2 separate regions of the Mus musculus genome follow, and region 2 is linked to region 1. The links are chromatin contacts, found by Hi-C or POLR2A ChIA-PET in ENCODE. All regions are on one chromosome and are shown on one strand. Each heading gives the region's core, a stretch centred on a gene start or an enhancer-like site at or near the end of the contact. The rest is flanking DNA. Distances are from core to core; before and after follow the strand shown. Region 1 holds the start of Gtf2h2 (general transcription factor II H, polypeptide 2). Region 2 holds the start of Ocln (occludin).

The links. Hi-C counts contacts between places; a loop is a spot of excess contacts on that map. ChIA-PET counts read pairs that join two places held with the same protein, here RNA polymerase II (POLR2A).
Region 2: a map of Patski shows a loop between it and region 1 (1.9-fold over the local background). The contact joins the promoter of Ocln here to the promoter of Gtf2h2 in region 1. A Hi-C loop is called at or near these places in 3 of 37 maps with a recorded cell type or tissue (Patski, T-helper 1 cell and left cerebral cortex). POLR2A ChIA-PET finds 5 or more read pairs at or near these places in 3 of 5 experiments (Patski and embryonic stem cell).

The regions. Positions count from the first base shown.
Region 1 is chr13:100,488,503-100,494,541 of GRCm38, reverse strand. It overlaps Gtf2h2 (general transcription factor II H, polypeptide 2), which reads left to right and starts at 1,933. Exons shown (of 16, transcript NM_022011.4): 1 at 1,933-2,085; 2 at 4,378-4,466; 3 at 4,982-5,059; 4 at 5,370-5,406; 5 at 5,607-5,693. The coding sequence starts at 4,411.
Region 2 is chr13:100,549,169-100,555,538 of GRCm38, reverse strand. Ocln (occludin) reads left to right here and starts at 2,821. Exons shown (of 9, transcript NM_001360536.1): 1 at 2,821-2,975.

The DNA.
Region 1 (6,039 bases), core at 684-3,183:
AGCCACCATGTGGTTGCTGGGAATTGAACTCAGGATCTCTGGAAGAGCAGCCAGTGCTTTTAATCACGGAGCTATCTCACCAGCCCTAATTAAATCTTTTTTAACCCTAACAGAGGCTAAGGTTGGCAAATCTCTGTGAGTTCAAGGCCAGTCTAATTTACAGAGCTAGTTCTAGGATTGCCAGGACTACACAAAGAAACCCCGTGTACACCAAACAAAAAACAAAACAAAAAAGTATTGGGTTGTTAAGGCTCACTTTCTTGCAGCCTTTCAAATTAAACGCTTTTTGTATTTCAGTTACACTACCCAAGCTGTTCCCAGATTTTCTAACTTCATTGTGCCAGCCAGCTATGGACACACACACACCACACTCAGGGAGGGAGAGGGAAAGAGAGAGGAATAGAGAGGGACTTACACGAGGTCTTATAATACAGCCCAGGCCAGTCTTGGGCTTGTAATCCTGCTTCAATCTCCCTAGTTCTGGTATAATCGGTATGTACCACCACACCCAGGTTTTATTCAATTCTTTCTTTACGGTTGTTCTTAGTTTCACAGCTTGAAAAGGTATTTCACTAGGTAAGATAATTTTATTGTTACTTTATATGTGATTGGAATATTAGTCATAGTTATACTGAGACTACCATGATTTCTGTGCACATTTTGTTTTGCTTTGGTACCCTGTTAACAAAGTTTTAATAAAAACCCCCTGTTCCAGCAGTCCTAGCAGACTTGTCTGGCCACGCGTCTCAGTTTGCCAAAGAGACACGTAATGATGAATGACAGAGAAAAGGGTTTTATTAAGGTGGCCATGATGAGAAAAACAGATAAAGGGGTTTGCATATACCAAGTCTGTCTTCGAGGGGCTGAGATGAACTTTGACATTTTATAGAAAAGGGAAATGGGAGGGGCTTGTGGTGTGCATAGATGACAGAGCCTGTGGTCTGGTCAGGTGATCTGGTCAAGGCATGGGTCTGATCACTTATGCCAACAAAGGCCTTGTTTCGCAAGGGTTTCTGGAGACCTTGCTAGTGATGTCATTACTCCGAGGCAGACTGTTTATGGCGAGGTAGTTACCCCAGCGCCAGCTTTCAGCCTCCCCACCATACGTAGTTGCCCTCATGTGGGAGGTGATCTGTCCTGCCAGGCTTGCTCTTTGCTTGGGAGTAGTCTCGGTTCCACGTCATAAGGATGTTTACAGATCAGTCTTGCCATTCCTTGTGTTCAAGAGAACTACAGAAGAGAGTGAGTGACTTAGCAGGAAAATTGTTTTTTAAAAAAAAAAGTCAGAGAATGGTGCCCTTCGTCTTCCTAGCTCAGTCTTAGTTTCTAAGACTATTTTACAGAGCCAAAGTTATGAGTGGGAAAAGTTCGAATGTGTCTTACTTCTATTCACAAATATGCTTAGATGTATTTTTATTTTATTGGGGGAATCCTCTTATTTTTGGGTTAAAGAGCATGCTTGGCGCTCGTGGGGGTGGGGCGGCAGGTGGGGCTATGGCTATGCAGTTAAGAGCACTTGTTGCTATTCCAGAGGGTCCGGATTTGATTTCCATCATCCACATGGCAGATAGCAAACATCTGTAACTTCAGTTCCAGGGGATCAGATGCCATCTTCCGTCCCCTGCCCCAACTAGGCACGAACATGGTGCACAGACATGCACGCAGGCAAAAACATCCAGATACTAAACAAAACCCAACAAAACAAAACCCACGGACAAAAAAAAACCTCCCTAAACGCATGTATAACGTATCCAGAACTTGTAGTTTTAGCTGTTTGGTCTATAGAAATGCACCCCACAGCAGAAATATTGGTGAACTGGAAGGCAGTTACGCTCTTGGGCACCACTTGCTCCCTAGCTCCCTCTTCTGGCAGCAGCTGCCCTCTGCCGCCGGAACATTTTTTTTTTCCCGTGGCTCCAGCGCGCTGCGGAAGAATTTTGGCGGCGCACTCAGACTGCCGGTACTTCCGGTGAGGGTCGTCTCGTCGAGGCTGGTGGGTCTACGCGAGGAGACCTGCGGGGTCCTGAGGCTGTGGAGGGCTGGAGTGAGGCGGACAGGAGAAGAAGCCTGGAGCTGAGGACCGAGGTGCAAAGCCCGGGTTGGCCTCGGGGGGGACCTGGAGGGCGGAGGGGGTGGGGGCGTGTGCAGGGAGCGCGGCAGCTTCCGCCTGAGGAAAGTTCTCGCTGCAGGGCTGCCGTTTGCCGTGAGTCTGTGTGGCCCGAAGCGAGTTTGCAGCCCCGAGCTGTCCCTCTCTGAACACGGGGGACAGTAAATCACCCTTGACCTCGGGCCAGGCAGGGTAAGGCGAGGCAGAGCCTCCGCAGTGGCCATGCGCGCTGCGGCTCGCGGGTGCACGCGAGGAGCTCACCGTGAGCATCTCCCGGGGCGGCTGGGTGTGATGACGGAAAGTCTAAGAAACGGGTGATCTGGCTGCGGCGTGGGGACTTCTAACTTCTCCCCGGTTGGATTCTCCATCATAAAGAGGCCCCGTATACCCAGCCAAAAAGTGTGCGGCGTTTACTCGTTGCTTCTCATTTTCTCTGAATTTAAGAGAGTAATAGAAGAGTAAAATATAAAGCAAATGTTGATGCGGTGGAGCAACATTTAAAAAGCTTAAAAGTAATATTATGCGAACTGTGTGTGCACACGCACACACGTGTGCTGGGATCACAGGTGTATTCCACTCTGCTCATCCTGAACAGAAATTTTATTTATTTTTAATTAATTAATTAATTAATTTGGAGATGGTTTCTCTGTGTAGTGTTGGCAGTCCTGGAACTCACTTTGTAGACTAGGGTGGCCTTGAACTTTAGAGATCTGCCTGCTTCTGCCTTCCGAGTGCTGGGACTAAAGGTGTGCTCCACCACAGCCAGGCTCATAGTTTTGTTATTTTTTAAAATTATTATTTTTTTTTTATTTACAGTTCCAATGTTATCCCCTTTCCTGGTTTCCCCTCCGAAAACCCCCTATTTCCTACCCCTTCCCCTGTTCACCAACCCACCCACTCCTGCTTCCTGGCCCTGACATTCCCCTATACTGGGGCTTAGAGTCTTCACACGACCAAGGGCCTCTCCTCCCATTGATGACAAACTAGGCCATCCTATGCAGCTAGAGCCATGAGTCCCACCATGTGTACTCTTTGGTTGGTGGTTTAGTCCCTGGGAGCTCTGGGGGTACTGGTTAGTTCATATTGTTGTTCCTCCTAGGGGGCTTGCACACCCCTTCAGCTCCTTGGGTACTTTCTCTAGCTCCTTCATTGAGGACCCTGTGCTCTGTCCAATGGATGGCTGTGAGCATCCACTTCTGTATTTGGCAGGCACTGGCAGAGCCTCTCAGGAGGCAGCTATATCAGGCTCCTGTCAGCAAGCTCTTGTTGGCATCTGCAATAGTATCTTGGTTTGGTGACTGTATATGGGATGGATCCCCAGGTGGGGCAGTTTCTGGATGGTCATTCCTTCAGTCTCTGCTCCGAACTTTGTCTCTTTAACTCCTCCCATGGGTATTTTGTTCCCTCTTCTAAGGGCTCATCCTTTTAATTTTTTTACTTTTTTGGTTTTCGAGACAGAGTTTCTCTGTGTAACAGAGCCCTGGTTGTCCTAGACTCTGTTAGTAGACCAGACTGGGCTCGAGATCCACCTGCCTCTGCCCTCCTGTTTCTGAGTAAAAAAGCCAGTCCTGCTTCTACAGATACCTGTCTTTTATCTTTTATTTCCGAGTCACCTCCCATCAGTTCCACCATGTCCAGGCAGAACTTTACTTTTATGTTCACAGTGGTGTTTGAGGGGCTTGAGTCTCATTGTGTAGCCCAGTCTGGGCTTGAAGAGGGAAGGGTGCATCAGCATGAGAGGCTCAGGGAATAACGTTCTGGCTTTAGTTCCCTGTCTGCGGTTTCAGATAGGAACTGTCTGGGCTGACAGCTATTCTTGCACATGGAGGATAGGATGCTGAGTAAGCATTTGCCAGTCTGAGGTATTTTTACCTTTTAAAGACAAACGATCAAGTTTTCTGAGGCAAATGATGACTCCGTGGGAAATATACAGAATTTAATTAATAACGTTATATTGTAGCAGGTTTCATAAAAAGCCCCTTAGGACTAGTCTCTAATCTTCTGACTTTTTTTTTTTCTTTGAGAGAGGGTTACTTTGTGTGTAGCCTTGGCTGTCCCGGAACTTGCTCTGGAGCTCACTCTAGAGCTCGCTCTGTAGACCATGCTGGCTTGTGCCACCACTGCCCAACTGAGAATTTTGTATTTTCATAGAATAGTTACTGAATACACTGCAAGAATAAAATGACCTTGCATTCTGATATTTTAAACTTTGTCCCTAACTGTTAAGTAATTAGGTTAATTGGTGATCTATTTTTTTTTTTTTTTTACAGAGTTGAATAAGCATATATATCATTATAAGCACCATGGATGAAGAACCTGAGAGAACCAAGCGGTGGGAAGGAGGCTATGAGAGAACCTGGTAAGTTAGATGTAATTGGCCGTGCTGTAGATACTGTCTCTTTCTCTTTAACTTCAGTTTTATTAAAGTGTGTTTCATGTGTATTAAAATTCAATATATCTCAGTTGACAACCCAGTGAAATTCTTTTGAAAAATATTTACTGTTTTGTATAACTCTTGCCATAAACTACTTTTAGAACAGTAAATGAGGGCAGTAAGTGCCTTTATACTCATTCCGTCCCCACCACCTGTACACACTGTCATGACCTACAGATCACCTTTCCTGCCCATTTGATGTAAATTTCACAGCTCCTTCATGTTGAATGTGCTCCTTTGTAATTGCTGGAGAATATCTCTATACTCTTATGCTACATTTTGTGCATTCATTCAGCATTTGAGATGTTTTCATCAACTTCCAGTTTTTTGTTATTATGGATTGTGCTGCTGCGAACATACATATACAGATCTTTGTATGTTTTACTTTTTATTGGATTAGTATTTTTAGCTTATTTCAAACTAATAAATATTGCTTTCAGGGAAATTCTTAAAGAAGATGAAACTGGATCACTTAAAGCTACAATAGAAGATATTCTCTTCAAGGCAAAGAGGAAAAGGTATGAGCTGCTTTTGAGAAAGAGTTACAAAAGGAAAAGAGGTTCTCGAAGCCTTTCTGTCCCTCTGTGACCGTCCTTCATATTTCTTTTTAACTGTGTGCTTAGGGAAGCTTACCACAATTGTCTGACTAGGGGTAAAGAGCTAGCAAGTAGCCCTTGCCCCCAAGAAAAGTGGTCTCCAGAGACTACCCATGATGCCTTTAGTTTTATGTATTTCAAAAGTTAATAATTAATGAAAAAGACACAGATTGTTTTATTGAGTTTTGGTAGCTGTGATGTTCAATTAACTGTTTTTTTATAATTTTAACAGAGTGTTTGAGCACCATGGACAAGTCCGACTTGGAATGGTATGTTAGGAATTTTTCTGTTAGTTTGTGCAGAACTAGTTTGGATCAGAGAAATATTCTGACTTGACAGAATAAACAGTGAAACAACAACCTTTTAAACGAATAGATTTAAAACTTATGCCTAGAATATTTGAATAGTAAGTAATAATTTTGCTTCTTCCTCAAAAATGTACTTGGACATTTCTCCTTGTTTTTGGTAGATGCGCCACCTGTATGTGGTGGTGGATGGATCGAGAACAATGGAAGATCAGGATTTAAAGCCCAATAGACTGACTTGCACTTTAAAGGTATAGTAGACTCCCTAAGTTTGTGCTAAATGTAGGGAAAGGGTATATACATATGTATAAGTAAAAATATATATTATATAACAGTTTAAGAGTACAGGAAATTTTGTTTTGCTTTTTTTTCCAATTAGTAACAAATGTTAACTGAGTAGAAATGTTGGTCCCGTGTTCTGCCTCTCTGCTGGTTGTATCTGGACACAGCTGATACACAGATAAATCAGCTCAAGGAGGGTTGGGCAAAGTCTGGGGCGGGGAGTCCGGAATCTGGGTCTCCCTTTGGGGCATCAGAGCAAGGCTAGGAGGGGAAATCAGGGCCTGGGACAAGCAAGATTCCAGGCTGGTTGGGAGT
Region 2 (6,370 bases), core at 1,572-4,071, 60 kb before region 1:
TTTAGAAAACTAGTTCCTGGCTGGAAATGTAGTCCAGCAGCAGAGCAGGGACATGAGCAAGCGCAAGGCTCTCGGTTCAATCCCCACCCCTGGAAGACACACAGCTGGGAAAACTGGAAGGAGGAGGAAGAGGAGGAGAAGGAAGAAGGGAGGGGAAGGGAGGGAAAGAAGATGACAAAGAGGAAGAAGCCGTCTTCTTGACAGATGGATGTGGCCAAGCAAATAGGAGGGCGTGGTGCAGCTGTAATGTGGCACTGGGGAGGTAGAGGCAGGAAGGTTGTAAATACATTACAATAAATAATCTTCCTTCAGATGTAAGGTGCCTTTCTGTACAAGTTTAGAGTGGGAATAGGAGAAAGTATTATACACATATTATCATCTTGAAATGACAAAAAATGTCTACTCAAAATCTTACGCACGCCTTTAATCCCAGCACTCTGGAGGCAGAGGCAGGCAGCTTTCTGAGTTCTAGGCCAGCCTGGTCTACAGAGTGAGTTCCAGGACAGCCAGGGCTACACAGAGAAACCCTGTCTCGAAAAACAAAACCAAAAAAACAGAGTTTGAAAATGTATGTTCATACTAAAACTTATGCATGAATTTTCACAAATAGTAGTCTTTAGAACAGCCCCAAAGGAGAAACAACCTCGATTTTCCAACAACTGGTAAAATGATAAATAAAATGTGGTATAACTGTGCAATGAAATACTACTCATAAAAAAGACTAAGGTACTAAATACATGGGCTGGCATGGGTGAATCTTGAGAAGAAAGCATGCTAAGTAAAAGCCAGACACACTGAACTCATGGATGGCGTTACCCATTCATATAAAGTGTCTAGAATAGGCAAGTCAACCGAGATAGAAAATACACTAATAAGTCAGGCAGTAGTGGTGCACACCTTTAATCCCAGCACTTGGGAGACAGAGGCAGGCGGATGGATTTCTGTGAGTTTGAGCTCAGCCTGGTCTACAAAGTGAGTTCCAGGACAGCCAAGACTGTTACAGAGAAACCTTGGGGGGGTGGGAGGGAGAGAAAGAAAAGAAAAAGTCAGGGGCTGGAAACAGAAAATGACTATTAATACATATTGGGTTTCAAATGAAAATGCTCTGGAATTAGAACATGGTAACAATGGTTATACAACCTTGCAACTGCAAAAAAAAATATTAAGCACACACTATATTTTAAATAACAATTTTTATCTTAAGTGTACAGGTAATTTGCTTGTATGTATTGTCTATGTACTACTTGTGTGCCTACTGCACAAGGAGGCTAGAAGGTGTCATACCCTCCAGAACTGGAGTTACGACGGTTTATTAGCTACCGTGTGGTGCTGGGAATTGAACAACTAGAGGAGAAGCCCGTAGAAGAGTAGCTACTGTGTCTAACCACTGAGCCGTCTCTCCAGGCCCCAGGAATACACTTGGCAAGGTATATGAACTAAGGATGAAATCCTAAGGCTTCAAACATGGCAGGGAGGTGTTCTGGGGACAAGATGCATCCCCAGTCAATTTATATTTATTTTTAAATAGGAAAAACACCACTATCACCACCACCACCACCTCCAAACCTATGAGATCCTCTTCAAAACAGAGCGAAATACTCAATAAGATAATAGTCAGGTGTTTACAAAAATGTTTCCTTGTGTAATTATAATCCGAGTTGGAACGTTTGGAAATATTAGCAATCCGGCAGCTAACATTAAGAGGATTAACCTGGCTTCCTTGGGGTGAATATCAATTTAATCTACATCAATCAAAAACTACAGTCACATTGAAATAATTATAGCGATGACTTCATGAAAGATTACTAATTAGATTAAGAATCTATTAAGGCTGTCATCATTTAAATTTTTACTTCCGGAAGTACTGAATTGTGCTTTAAGATTTAATGCAAAGGAGAACCACACCTGTAGCTACTTAAAGGCAGAAAGGAGCATGGGATTGGACTAAGATGTATTAGCAATGCAGACATTCAGGACTGGAACACAAAAGGAAGCAGGGCTTGCGAAATTTAACTATCTTCGGTGCAGATAGTTAACTAACAAGAACTAAAATCTCTATATCGTAGAGTAAAATGAATATGAAATACAACAAAATCGCACACACACGCACAAGTCTGTAACAACAGAGTTATAGACAGAGTAAAAAAATACAACCCTTAGCAACCAGATTGGTTTTGCTTGTTTTGTTTTGAGCCAAGAAAGAATACCGAAACGGCTTTAAATCCCTTTAGAGTAGCCTCAATCACACCGTAGTTACGTTTCGTGCATGCGTGGACAAGGACCCTGTGGCCTGGGGATTCCGTGTGACTCACACAGCTACAGTAATCTCTCTTCATTTTAACCACTCCAGACCAGAGGGTAGTCTTTTTCCGAATCCTCTGAATCGGAAGGTGCTAGTAATAAGCACTTCTGAAAAAAGTCCACTCTTTCGCTGGACCAAGCATCGGGTACTGTTTTCCACCAGACATTTAATCAAACCTGGCAGCAGAACACAGTAGGAAGAGAACTCAGACCTTCTCATCAGCCTCCAGGCGCCCTTGGACCCTCTCTGAGTAGCAGCACAACAGCTCCCTCCTGACCTCTGACTCTCCTCCCGGAACCAACACCCCACAGGGGCCCTGAAGCAGGCGTATCTCCGAGCACACCCAAAATGGTCTAGGATCACCCCATTGCCTCCACGATCTTGAGACCCTTCTCTCCGCACGCCCCCGCCCCTCTCCAGGCAACGTCGGTGCTGTTCCTTTAACTCGGCTTGCTCTGGGTGGTGAGCCCTGCCCGGTCCTCCCGCCTCCTTCTCCGTCGCTCCCTCCCCCTCCCATCGGAGTTTCAGGTGAATGGGTCACCGAGGGAGGAGGCTGGCCACGCCACACCTCGTCGCTAGTGCCCACCTCCCGGCCCCTCTTTCCTTAGGCGACAGCGGTGGAGTTGCGGGAGAGCGGTCCAGCGCACGGAGCAACCGGCTAGGGGCTCGGCAGGTGGGTCCCAGCGCACAGCCCCGGGCGGGTTCGGCCAGAAATTGGTGCGCATGCCCGGGGGTAGGGGGTGGGGGAAGCGGAGGACGGTCCTCCTGGCTCAGTTGAACTGTGGATTGGCAGCGCGGGCGGCGGCAGGTGCACCGGCCAGGTGAGCACCTTGGGATTCCGGCCGCCAAGGTGGGTGCGAGGCAGGTGCGGTGCCCGGGGTCCCCCAGGGTGACGCGCCGGGGCTGGGAGGCGAGGCGCGGGGAGGGCACGCGGAGCCAGTTTCGGTGGCAGTTTCGCCCTGGACTCGGCTCTCACGGAAACCAGAGAAGCGCGTGTGCCTGAGCGCAGCGCGGGAGGATCTGGGGGGCTCCCTTTCTCTCTCGGAGTCGCGGGCGAAACCTTGTCCACCAGAAATGCCCGAGCTACTTTCTACTTTTGCCGAGGCGGGAGCGTCGGGGGCGGATCCAGCGCTCAACTGGGCGCTGGAGATCTGTGGGTTACTCGGGGTCTCTAGTTAGGGCTGGTGCTGGGCGACGCAGGGCGATAAAGATCCCTGTGGCCCTTCTGGTTTCCGCTCTTTTGGGTAATTCATCCCAGGAGGGAGGCCGGGGGTCCTCTGCAGCGTCCCCAGAGTCGTGGAGTGTATTATTCTGGCTGTTTGGAACAGGGGGCGGTGCGTGCGTCCTTGTTGATTTCAGCTTTTGGTGTTCTTTTCGAGTGAGGCTGGATTTCGAGGGAAGCTGCTCACGCGGTGGATTCTCATCCGTGACCGCGGGCCGGGGACCTGCCCCGGGGCAGGGCCTGCTCTGCTGCCCTGCTCTGGCCTGGCGGCTCCCGAGCGCAAAGCTGCGGTGGGGCGCACGGTCTCGGGGACCCGCAGCCTGTATAGGCGGTCCACTTTGCAGACCTCCTGGGCAAAGTCGGCCCCGCGAGTCTAGCGGCGAGTGGCCTTGCATCAGAGGAAGTATGCGGGGACAAATGGGTGGGGACCAAAATGGCCTCTGCATCTTGGCGCTGGAACAACTCTGAGCCCCTTTCGACCCAGGTGGAGTAACCGGGGTTCCAGCGGGAGCGGAGGTATCCTCGGGCCTGCCCGGGGCTCACCGGGCAAACTGCCACTAGGGGAATTACCTGGGGCGGGGAGAAGGCAGCTTTCCAGGCAGGTTAGCAATGCGTGGCTTTCATATACAACAGGTGTGTTGTTGGGATCACCGGAAAAGAGGAATGCCTCTCAGTAATGCGCTTTCTGGTGACGCTTTCAGTGGTTCGTGCGTTGTTCAACTACATATCCCTGAGTATAACTGTAGTTCCTTTGCGCCGTATGTATAAATCTTAAATTTCCACTGTTGGTGGTTTTCTTTTCTTTTTTCGTTTGGATTTATCTTAGTTGTTAGTGCTTTCTTTGTTAGGCAATGGAATGGCGAGGTTGGCCAGATAGACTTAAGTAGGGAGTGGGCACAGTCCACATTCCAGCAGCTTCCAGGCAACTTAGAAAGTATGAGCATCTTTGTGAAAGGTAAATCCTACCAGAACTCTATTTTAAAGGTTGGGGAAGGGGGGGGGGTAGGCTAAGGTTGGAATCTCAGCAAAGCTTCAAAAATCTACAGAAGGCAGGATACAGAAAACTTAAGCAAACTCACAAGGAGTAGTTAACTGTAGAGAATTTCAGAGAAAATAACTACTATAGCGAGCCGAGGCAATTATCAAACCAGCCCATTGTACCACTTCCACCTTTAAAATAGAAATGACTAAGTATCATTTACACATTGAACAGTTTTACACATTGGGGAATACAATTTAGGGCTCAGCTCTAAGGACCTTAAAGCTGAGCTGTGTACTCCCAACCCCCAAGCAAACTTGTATTTTTGTTTTTTAGTCTTTCTTGGCTATTGAATTTTGGAGCACCTTGGCTTTGTTTATTTGTTTTCTTTTGTTTTTGTTTTATTCCCTGAGGTACTTGTGTCTTGTAGTTTGGGACAGGGTCGTTTATTCTGCTTTTCTAAGAAGTTAGAAGGAATGCCTCTGCTGTTGACTTTCCTCCTCCTATCTGGGAATGTAGCAAGCACAGACTTTGGCTGACCTCAATTTGATACATTTACTATTCATTTGTGTAGTTTAAGATCTCCACTGCCAGACTAAGTCGCAAGTTATTAGCATCATGGAGCATCAACCTTATTAACCCAGCATGTAACGCTAAGGACCAGTAGAGTGACCAGGGAAGGTGATGTTCAAGACATTTATGAGTGTTTGTGGAGCTCTCTTGTTCCCCCTGGGGTCAGGTATGGAAGAAAACTCCTGAGTGGTCTGGAGAGCATCCCTGAGACTATGTTTGAACTGTGAACTGAACTTGGGGATGTGCCTGGCAACATCAAGATGCTCACTGGGGGCGGAGCATAGTGTTTCAGAACTTGGGAGGCAGAGGATCTCACAGATGGATCTCTGTGAGTTCAAGGTCAGCTTGGTCTACAAAATGAGTTCCAAAAAATCTAGAGCTATATAATGAGATCCCTGTCTCAAAAAGGAAAGTGAAGGGCTGGAGAGATGGCTCAGCAGTAGTTAAGAGCACTGACTGCTCTTCTGAAGGTCCTGAGTTCAAATCTCAGCAACCACATGGTGGCTCACAACTATCCATAATGAGACCTGACCCCCCTCTCCTGGGGTGTCTGAAGACAGCTACAGTGTACTTATGTATAATAAATAAATCTTTAAAAAAGAAAATGAAAAGTTAAATTTTGGAGGTTGGAGAGATGGCTCAGTGGTTAAGAATATATGCTGCTCTTCTATAGGACCTGGGTTCAATTCCCAGCAATCATGTCCAGCAGCTCACAACTGCCTGTAACTGGGAGATGGCTTAGTGGGTAAAGCACTCGCCAGCAGGCCTGATGGCTTGATGCATCCCACGTGGAGGGAAGAGAACACCACATACAGTGAGACATGAGTGCAAATTAACACAAATAAAAAGGTCCTCTTTAGAAGCTGGGATGTAGCTTAGTGGTAGAGTGCTTGGTTAGCATGCATAAAGTCCTAGGTTCAATCTCATTTTGGTGGGGTGGGAGAAGGGGGGAGGGGGGATCCTACCTGGGTTTCTAGAGAGAGACTTTTTTTTTTCGAGACAAGGTTTCTCTGTATAGTCCTGGCTGTCCTGGAGCTCACTTTGTAGACCAGGCTGGCCTTGAACTCAGAAATCTGCCTGCCTCTGCCTCCCGAGTGCTGGGATCAAAGGCGTGCACCACCACGCCCGGCGAGAGAGACTTTTTTAGAGATCTGTTTATTTTACTTTATGTGTCTGAATGTTTTGCCTACGTGTATATATGTGCCTACACACCTATGCCTGTTACTGGATCACTGAAACCAGAGTTATTGATGGTTTTGAACTAATATGGTGGTGCTGGGAATTGAACTCTGAT